2 separate regions of the Homo sapiens genome follow, and region 1 is linked to region 2. Evidence: chromatin loops called from intact Hi-C (ENCODE). Cell type or tissue: Caco-2. All regions are shown on one strand. Links, peaks and the distances in the headings refer to the core of each region. The heading gives the core; the rest is flanking DNA.

The links. Hi-C counts contacts between places; a loop is a spot of excess contacts. Peaks named below come from ENCODE experiments on the same cell type or tissue, not always from the same donor. Only the 100,000 strongest peaks of a DNase experiment are listed, where the experiment ranks them.
Region 1: a loop joins it to region 2, with 5 times the contacts of the local background. A loop is called at or near these places in 1 of 110 quality-filtered maps.

The regions. Positions count from the first base shown.
Region 1 is chr2:227,572,375-227,576,773 of GRCh38, forward strand. No RefSeq gene overlaps it. Among named protein-coding and RNA genes, the nearest start is that of SCYGR2, 24 kb to the right of the region's middle. In Caco-2, for the core only: no CTCF peak of the experiment used is centred there; no DNase peak of the experiment used is centred there.
Region 2 is chr2:227,642,053-227,646,451 of GRCh38, forward strand. No RefSeq gene overlaps it. Among named protein-coding and RNA genes, the nearest start is that of SCYGR5, 23 kb to the right of the region's middle. In Caco-2, for the core only: no CTCF peak of the experiment used is centred there; a DNase peak (open chromatin) is centred at 2,299.

The DNA.
Region 1 (4,399 bases), core at 187-4,186, 70 kb before region 2:
TGGGGCCTTGAAGATAGATCAACAGAAATTATCCATGAAAGGAAAAAGATTTAAAAGAAAACAAAAAGCCTGAGTCAGCCATGAAATAATACCAAAAGATCTCATTTATATGTAATTAAGTTCTAGGAAGAAAAAAGAGTGGGATGACAGAAGAAAAAATATTTGATGAAATAATGGCTAAAAATTTGCCCTCCTGAAAACTATAGATATGAGTCCAAAAAGGTTCGGAATCCCAAAAAGAAGAAAAATCTATTTGGCAAAACTATGGAGACAGTAAAAGGATCAGTGGTTGCCAGGAGTTACCTGGGGGAAAAGGGTGAATCGAGGGCACAGGTTATTTTCTAGTCTTTTGATACAAGAAATTGTACAGTGGAAAAGTATTATAAACATAGAGTATCATGCAACAAAAATGATGGACAAATTCCTATGCAATTAAGACTTAAGGCCATAAAGTATAGCACTACTAAGTCCTTGAGAGTGTAATTTTTGTCCGATAGTACATGCAGAAAAGACAAGAACTTGGATTAATCTAGGGTTGGAGTTTTGCTGGGCATGTGCAAGAAAAGGATAGTGGAGGATATTGGAAAGGAAATGATTGTCCTAGGAATGAAAGATGAATGAGGAAAGAATAAAGAACTAAAGGGATGCATTGAGCCAAAAATAGAGGGTTCAAATGGATAGGAGCTCTTCTAATGGTATGGAAGAACAGATGAATATCTGAATGGAAGGACTTAAAAGGATAAAAGTTATCTGGGGAAGTATGTTTGGACTTGAAATTTTAATGTAATTCTAAGTGATGACAAGTTTAAGATCTGACCTTGATGATTAAGTAGCTAAAATTCAGTGGGGGTGTGGTCTGTTAAGGATATTAAGGAAGTACGGTTAGGGTGCCTGATGGATTTTACGTGAAGATATAGGGGATCTACTGCTCATCAGCCTCAATGATGGTGGTGGAGTTGGGAGGTGATAATCACCATTGAATTGGAGGATTACCAGAGGTTAATAGATGACAGAAGAGAGAGAAGGTAGAAATTTTATATGAGGAATAAAATCTGGCAGGGGCAATGGGGAAAGGAACACCCATCCTGGATAAATGCAGTGTGAGGACATGATCAGTTTCCACTGGAGAAGACAGTAGGGTCAGATTCCACTTGAACCCTGCGGAGGGTTGGGGGTGGAGGGCAGTGTGAAGGTGGAGTATAGGCTCCATGGAATATAGGCTGGGAGCATCCCTGAAGTCCTGAGCATGTAATGGACTTGAGCCTGGAAAGCAGATTCTAGAGGTCAGCAATAAAGGTTTAACAAAAGAGAAGTGGTGCAAGGTTAGGTCTGGGAGGGAGCACTTGGAACAGTAAGGAGACAAGAATATTACAGGTGGAATAACTTGAGAAGTTTTCATCCAGTAATGTGAGGTATGGTTGAAACTGGCCACATTTCCCAAAAAATGAGTCCCAGCAGGGAGGGGCAGGAGAGGATGGGACCTTTCCTCTAAGACCAAATTGATTGCATTTCCAAAGGAGGCCTAGTTTGCATGCAGAGCACCCATAGATTTTGGTGAGAGGGACTCTTGCCATGGGTCCTGAGTTTTAAGGGGCTTAATTCTGATCCTCTTCTTCCATTCATGTGCCCATATTGGGGAAGGAATCCATGAAATGACCCCCTCCCTGGCTTGTCTTTCTTGTAGACCATGCCCCAGGCAACGAGGAACCCAGGGATCTCAGCTCTAACAGCCCCAAGCCCACTTCCAGGTGTTTGTAGCTCATCTAGATCCAAAGCATAGCCTAGTAGCTGCTGCTTGCCAGGAGGTAGGGGCTGATACGTGGCCAGAGCCTTCTTTTCCTTTTGGGAAAATTTATGATAAAATATGGAATACCCAGTTTACTTTGAATTTCAGAAAAACAATAAACAGAAGTATGTTCCATACAGTATTTTGGACATGCTTATACCAAAAATTTCTTTATTGTTTATTTGAAATTCGAATTTAACTGGGCATCCTGCATTTTTATTTGCTAAATCTAACAACTCTACTTCCTCTTGTTTTTCACAGGAAATAAAAAGAACACATAAACTAACATGAGAATGTATTTATATAAACAACTTTTAGGCTGTGTCAATTATGGCTGCACTACCATATAGTGAGAAGTCATGTTTATATGTCAGGGGTAGGATAATTGGTAGTTGCTCTTTCAAATGTAGATTTTTGTGCCCAGTGGTGAATTCTGCTCCCACATGTTACCAAGGACTCTACTTGCATGGGTTCCAGCACACACGGACTGGGCTCTTGGCCGCTTCTCCCCAGGACCCTCAGTACACATAGGTAAGAATGCTCTGTTCTTTCAGCTTGTCCCCCACCCCCTTTCAGGCTTCCAGCTTTACATTTATTTATTCACTCAACAAATATTTGCTGAAGATATACCGTGTATCTATATTGTACCACAGGCTAGGATAAACAACAGTGAAGACAAAAAGCAAGACCCCTACCTTTATGGAACTTAGTCCTAGTGAGGGAGAGGTTTTCCATCCGCTATTATCTTCACCGTACCCTTTAGTTTAGCACACGAGTTAGTTTCTCTTGGCTTTGATTTTGGCCTCCATCTAGCCATGTTGTCCTTGGTTTAGTGCATTCTCAACAACTCTTGGGGTGACTCTCGTCTCACTCTGACAAGGCCCTGAAATGAATGTCCCTGTTCATCCTAGTGAGCAGCCCCTGTCTTACCTGGTCTGGCCTCACTTGGGAGCCAGGACCTGGAGAGTATATATGCAGAAACACCCAATCATTGGGAGTAATTCAGAATTATCTATAGGGTTAAATATAAAAATCCATTTGAGGTGGTAGAGAAAAAAGTACCATTTTAAAACTTTGAAATCATTTCTGCTAAGACTCCAAGATAGCTCAATATCTCAAAGATTGAAAGCTATACTGGAAGAAGATGTTCCATCTTAAAAATGAAATAGTTTACGTTCCTGATGAGCTATTATAATAAATACGCATAACATTTGTCTTGGCATCTTGAGAAAAGAGTGTTATTGAAATTGACTCGACAAAGATTTGTGATCAAATTATAAGAAGACTCATTAATCAAGTATTGATGGCTGCTAAACATCTAATTGCTTATCACTGGAAAAGTTATGTGGACAGTCTACAAAGAGCTTAATAGATAACTCAATATCATGGCTGTTGAGAAATTGCTTATTCTTCTGTATTGAAATCTAAATATATTTGTCACTTTTTTTTTTTTTTTACTATCTGTCTCATTTTTTATTTGTAAAGATTTTAGCACATCTTCTTTTTGAGACGGAGTCTTGCTCTGTCACCTAGGCTGGAGTGCAGTGGCACAATCTCAGCTCACTGCATCCTCCACCTCCCGGGTTCAAGCAATTCTCCTGCCTCAGCCTCCCGAGTAGCTGGGATTACAAGTGTGTACCACCATGCCCGGCTAATTTTTGTATATTTAGTAGAGACAGGGTTTCACTATGTTGGCCTGGCTGGTCTCGAACTCCTGACTTCAAGTGATCCGCCCACCTTAGCCTCCCAAAATGCTGGGATTACAGGCATGAGCCGCTGTGCCTGGCCTGAGATTTTAGCACTTCTTATGTCTTTTTTATAATAACTGTGAATGGAGCCCAATTTCCTAAATACCAATTTATAAATTATCCAAATTGTAAGACAAGGATGTTATGCTTATATATTAGTTTTAAGCCTGTATTTGAAACTTGGGTTAATATAATGTGTAATATATTCCTTTTTATACCTTTGTATGGAGTAACTTTTACCACTTAACAATAAAAAGACAACCAAACTAAAAAAAAAAAAAAAAATGAACAAAGGATATGAATAGACATTTCCTGAAAAAGATATACAAATGGCCAAGAAGCCCTTGAGGAAATGTTCAACATCATGAGTCATTAGTGAAGTACAAATCAAAAATGAGATACCACTTCACACCAACTGGGATGGCTGTCATCAAAAAGATGGACAACAACAAGTGTTAACAAGGATGTGGAGAAATTGGACTCCTCATACATTGCTGTTGAGGATGCAAAATGATGCAGCAGCTTTAGAGAATGGCTGGCAGCTCCTCAAAAAGTTAAATACAGAGTTGCCATATGACCCAGCAATTCCACTGTTAGGTATATACCCAAGAGGAATAAAAACATATGTTGATACAGAAACTTGTATGTACAAGTGTTCATTTATAGGAGCCAAAAAGTGGGAACAACCCAAATGTACATCCACTGATAAATGGTGTAGCCATACGATGGAATATCATTCAGCCTATAACTGATGCTGCATCATGGATGAACCTTGAAAACAAGTGAATGAAGCCAAATGCAAATGGCCACATATTTATGTTTCCATTTGTATGAAGTGTTCAGAATAGGCAAATCCAAAGAGACA
Region 2 (4,399 bases), core at 75-4,074:
TAGTTAAAAGAAAGAAATGGTAAATACTTACACGGCTATGGTTATAAAGAGCATAAAACTTGACTTGAATATCAAGAGACCAGCATAGTGCACCCAAATATTAGTTGTGAAATGCATGGGACATAGAGAACCTCCATCTGCTCCTGAGAAGATCACCAAGGGCAACTCACCCGGAAGATCCCAGATGACTTTGATGTAGCCACTGTGAAGGCTGCCACGGCTCCTAAAATAAAATAAAATAAAATAAAATGAAATAAAATAAAATAAAAAATAAACTACATCTTGTTAATCCATGTACAGTAAAATAGCACACGGTTTTGTTAAAATCCACAGTTACAGAAGCACTGAAGCGTTTTCAGACTAAGGTAAAAAAAAAATGCTGACTTATTGTGAACTTTGAATGAAAAATTGCTTGATCCACCTCTGTGAACTGTACATATCATTTTCTCTTAAGGGTTGAAATAGACCAATTGAATTTAGGCTTTCGTAAATCATAGACTGGAGAGGACCCATGGAGAGGGCCATTTTTTTCTTTCCTCTTCCCTTTGCAGATGTTAAAACTCAGGCTTAGAAACCTGGTGTCAAATAAAAAGAATATATATGTGACTTAGATAGGAGAGGCTTTATTTAGAAGAAAGGCTATTGCAATAAAAAGAACTCTCTGATTGCAGAAATCTGCATGACTCAAGATCAAACAGAAAAAGGATTTACTTTTATAGGGTAAAGAGGGTACAAGCAGACATAAGCAGAATCTCTGCAGAGGAAGCTGGATTCACAGGGGGAAATGGTCAGTGGCGTTTGACAGGAAAGTATCCCACTGTGGTCAGCCAATTCCCGTTTGGAGCTGATAAGGGTGACACATTCCACATTTTTTTGTGTTTGCTCAGGGTTTGGAGTAAGCAACATTTAGGGGTCTGTAGGAAAGCCAGGAGCCTGACTAAAGTCTGGTCAAGACAAACAGAGGGTAAGAAATGGGAAACTGAATGCTTGGTCATTGGCTTGAGGTGCACAAGGTCTGCAGCCTAAAGTTTCCTAATGTGTGGTGCCTGCTCTTTTCCCCCCCGCCCTTTCTGTGAGCCTATTACCAATGCCCTAGGAAGGATGGCCTCTCTCTCTTTGCCCTTGTCTCTCTTTTCTCTTTCCTTTCTGTAACACCATTTAAAAATTTTCCTCAAGATCCCTGGCAGATGCCAAGCTTTTCTCTCTCTCTCTCTCTCTCTCTCTCTCTCTCTCTCTCTCTATATATATATATATATATATATATATATATATATATATATAGAGAGAGAGAGAGAGAGAGAGAGAGAGAGAGAGAGACAGAGAGAGAGAGACAGAGAGACAGAGAGAGAGAGAGAGATGGGATCTCGCTATATTGACCAGGCTGGTCTCGAACTCCTGGCCTCAAGCAATCCTCCCATCTTGGCCTCTCAAATATTAGGATTACAGGTGTGAGCCACTATGCCTGGCCTGGTCATTCCCTTCTTTATTTGTTCCTTCCTTCCTTCTTTTCTTCCTTCCTTCTTTCCTTCATTTGTTAAACCAGCAAGTACTTTTGAGGTTCTCTGTGGAACAACATAGTGGTAAATTTTGGGTCCTTGCTTTGAAAACAATGCAGCCTAGTGGGGAAATTAGATAAATAAATTTAAGTTAATAAATAAATAAATAAATACGGTATGATAAAGATTATAAAAGAGTTCTGTTGGGATGCTGAGGCGGGTGGATCACCTGAGGTCAAGAGTTCGAGACCAGCCTGACCAACATGGTGAAACCCCATCTCTACTAAAGATACAAAAATTAGGGGGGCTGAGGCAGGAGAATTGCTTGAACCCGGGAGGCGGAGGTTGTAGTGAGCCTAGATCACGCCATTGCACTCTAGCCTGGGCGACAAAGCGAGACTCATTATCTCCCTCAACCCCCACCCAAAAGCTCTGACCCTAATCCAAATCTGATCTAGTGGTTGTCAACCAGGGGTATTTTTGCCTTCTAGCAGACAGGTGGCAATATTTGAAGACAGTTTTGGTTGTCACAATGGGGTGCATCCTGGCACCTAGTGGCTTACGGGCATACAATGTTGCTGAACATCCTACAGAGCTCAGAACAGTGCCCTCGACAAAGAATTGCCCAGCCCAAGAGGCCAGCAGTGCAGAGGATGAAACAGCGATCCGATCCCTGACCTAATCAACCAAGTGTTAGGAATTTTCAGGGAGGGAAATGACAAGAATGTGAGCTCAACAATGGGCCCCGCCATGTTCAATAAACAGGTGGGTGTGGAACAACCTAACTTTAAAATAAACAGCTTCAAAGTCTCATTTGATGTGAAAGCTTTGTTTTGTCAGGAAAATACATGCAGATTGTTGGGCTAACTTCAAAGACAGCTCTGGGGCCTGCCCTTTGTACCCTGGAGTATTAATGCCTGTGTCAGCCCACCTCTCCCTCCTTGCACCACACTGCCTTTGGAAGAGTGTTTTAAAGCTCACAAAGTATATTCTGGGAGAGATGAGGAGTGCCTGGACAAGCATCTCAAACTCTCCAAACTACTGTAGCTTCTGAGCCAGGAGGAAGGTTTTGCCCAAGCGGAAGGCCCAGGATGGACCTTGAAGGGTGAACCCAGGCGTGGGAGCTGAAACCCTCAGTACCCCAGAGACCTTCCCAAGATTTCTCTTGGTTGCTCAGTCTTCTTGCCTTTTTCCTGTCAGACAACACAAATATCAGAAATTCATCTTTAGATAAGGAGGAAGGAGACACCAGCCAACTCAAGGGACAGCAATGATACTCAGGCTGGGAACCCTGATATTTATAAGATAGCTCCAAGAGCAGAAGCTTTCAAACTTCTTTGACCATAGCCTGAGAAAAATATATTTTATATATTAATTAGTACATATATATGTGTGTGAACAGAATTTTTGCAAAACAAAATGTACCCTTACAAGCTGATATGCTCCCTATTCTATACTAGACAAGTCTACTCCGATTTAAAAATGCTGGTCAGCAACCCACTATATTGAATTCAAGATCCACAATCTCTAAAGGGCCAGGTAGTGAATACTTACGGCTTATGAGCCACATATCCTGTTTTACAAGTCTTGTTGCATATTTTTTTTTCTACAATCCCTTAAAAAGGTAAAACTATTAGCTGCGGTCAACTTTGGCTTAGGTCAGTTTATGCATATCAGGTTTGAAGACCATTACCGTGAGTGTGCCCACCTTATGGTAATGTAGTCTGCAAACCACATTTTATTATTATTTTTTGACACAGGGTCTCACTGTCATCCAGGATGGAGTACAGTGGTGCGATCTTAGCTTTCTGCAGGCTTGACCTCCTGGGTTCAAGTGATTCTCTTGCCTCAGCCTCCTGAGTGGCTGGGACAACAGGCGAACGCCACCAAACCCGGCTAATTTTTTTACATTTTTTGTAGAGATGGGGTTTCATCATGTTGCCCAGGCTGGTCCACATGCCTCGGCCTCCCAAAGTGTTAGGATTACAGGCATGAGCCATCACACCTGGCCTTTCAAACCACATTTTAAAGACTAGAGTTATTGAAAGATTCCAGAAAGAAAAAAAGTTTTTTTTGTTATTTTTTTTCCCAAGAGTCTTGCTCTGTTGCCCAGGCTGGAGTGCAGTGGCAAGATCTCAGCTCACTGCAACCTCCACCTACCAGGTTCAAGTGATTCTTGTGCCTCCCGAGTAGTTGAGATTACAGGTGCATGCCAGCATGCCTGGCTAATTTTTGTATTTTTAGTAGAGATGGGGTTTCACCACATTGGCCAGGCTGGTCTTGAACTCCTGACCTCATGATCCACCCACCTCGGCTTCCCAAAGTGCTGGGATTACAGGTGTGAACCACCGTGCCCAGCCTGTTTGTTTTACGAGACAAAGTCTCACTCTGTCACTCAGGCGGGAGTGCAGTGGCACAATCATAGCTCACCGAAGCCTAGAACTCCTGGGCTCAAGTGACCCTCCTGGCCTCAGCTTCCCCAGTTGCTAGGACTACAGGCACACACCACCATGCCCAGCTAATTAAAACAAATTTTTTTTTTTTATAGAGACAGGGTCTCACTATGTTGGCTGGGCTGGTCTTAAACTCCTGGCCTCCCCACCTCAGCCTCCCAAAGCTCTGGGATTACAGGCATGAGCCACCTTGCCTGCCTGAAAAGAGTTTTGATAGTTTAACCTTAAACCATCTAACTCTTCATGGTCAAACCATAATTGGCCAGCAGGACACCAGTTTGTAGCTCCTGTTTTTAGGGATGAGTGTAACTTTATCTTCCATGTATACCTTTTTCAATGTTTTATTACATTAGTTGCCTCTTTTAAATTTGTGACAAAACTCTTCTTTTTCAAACTACTTGGTAGTTGGTGTTGAAATCACTACAACAGGATTATTGAAGAATACAATTT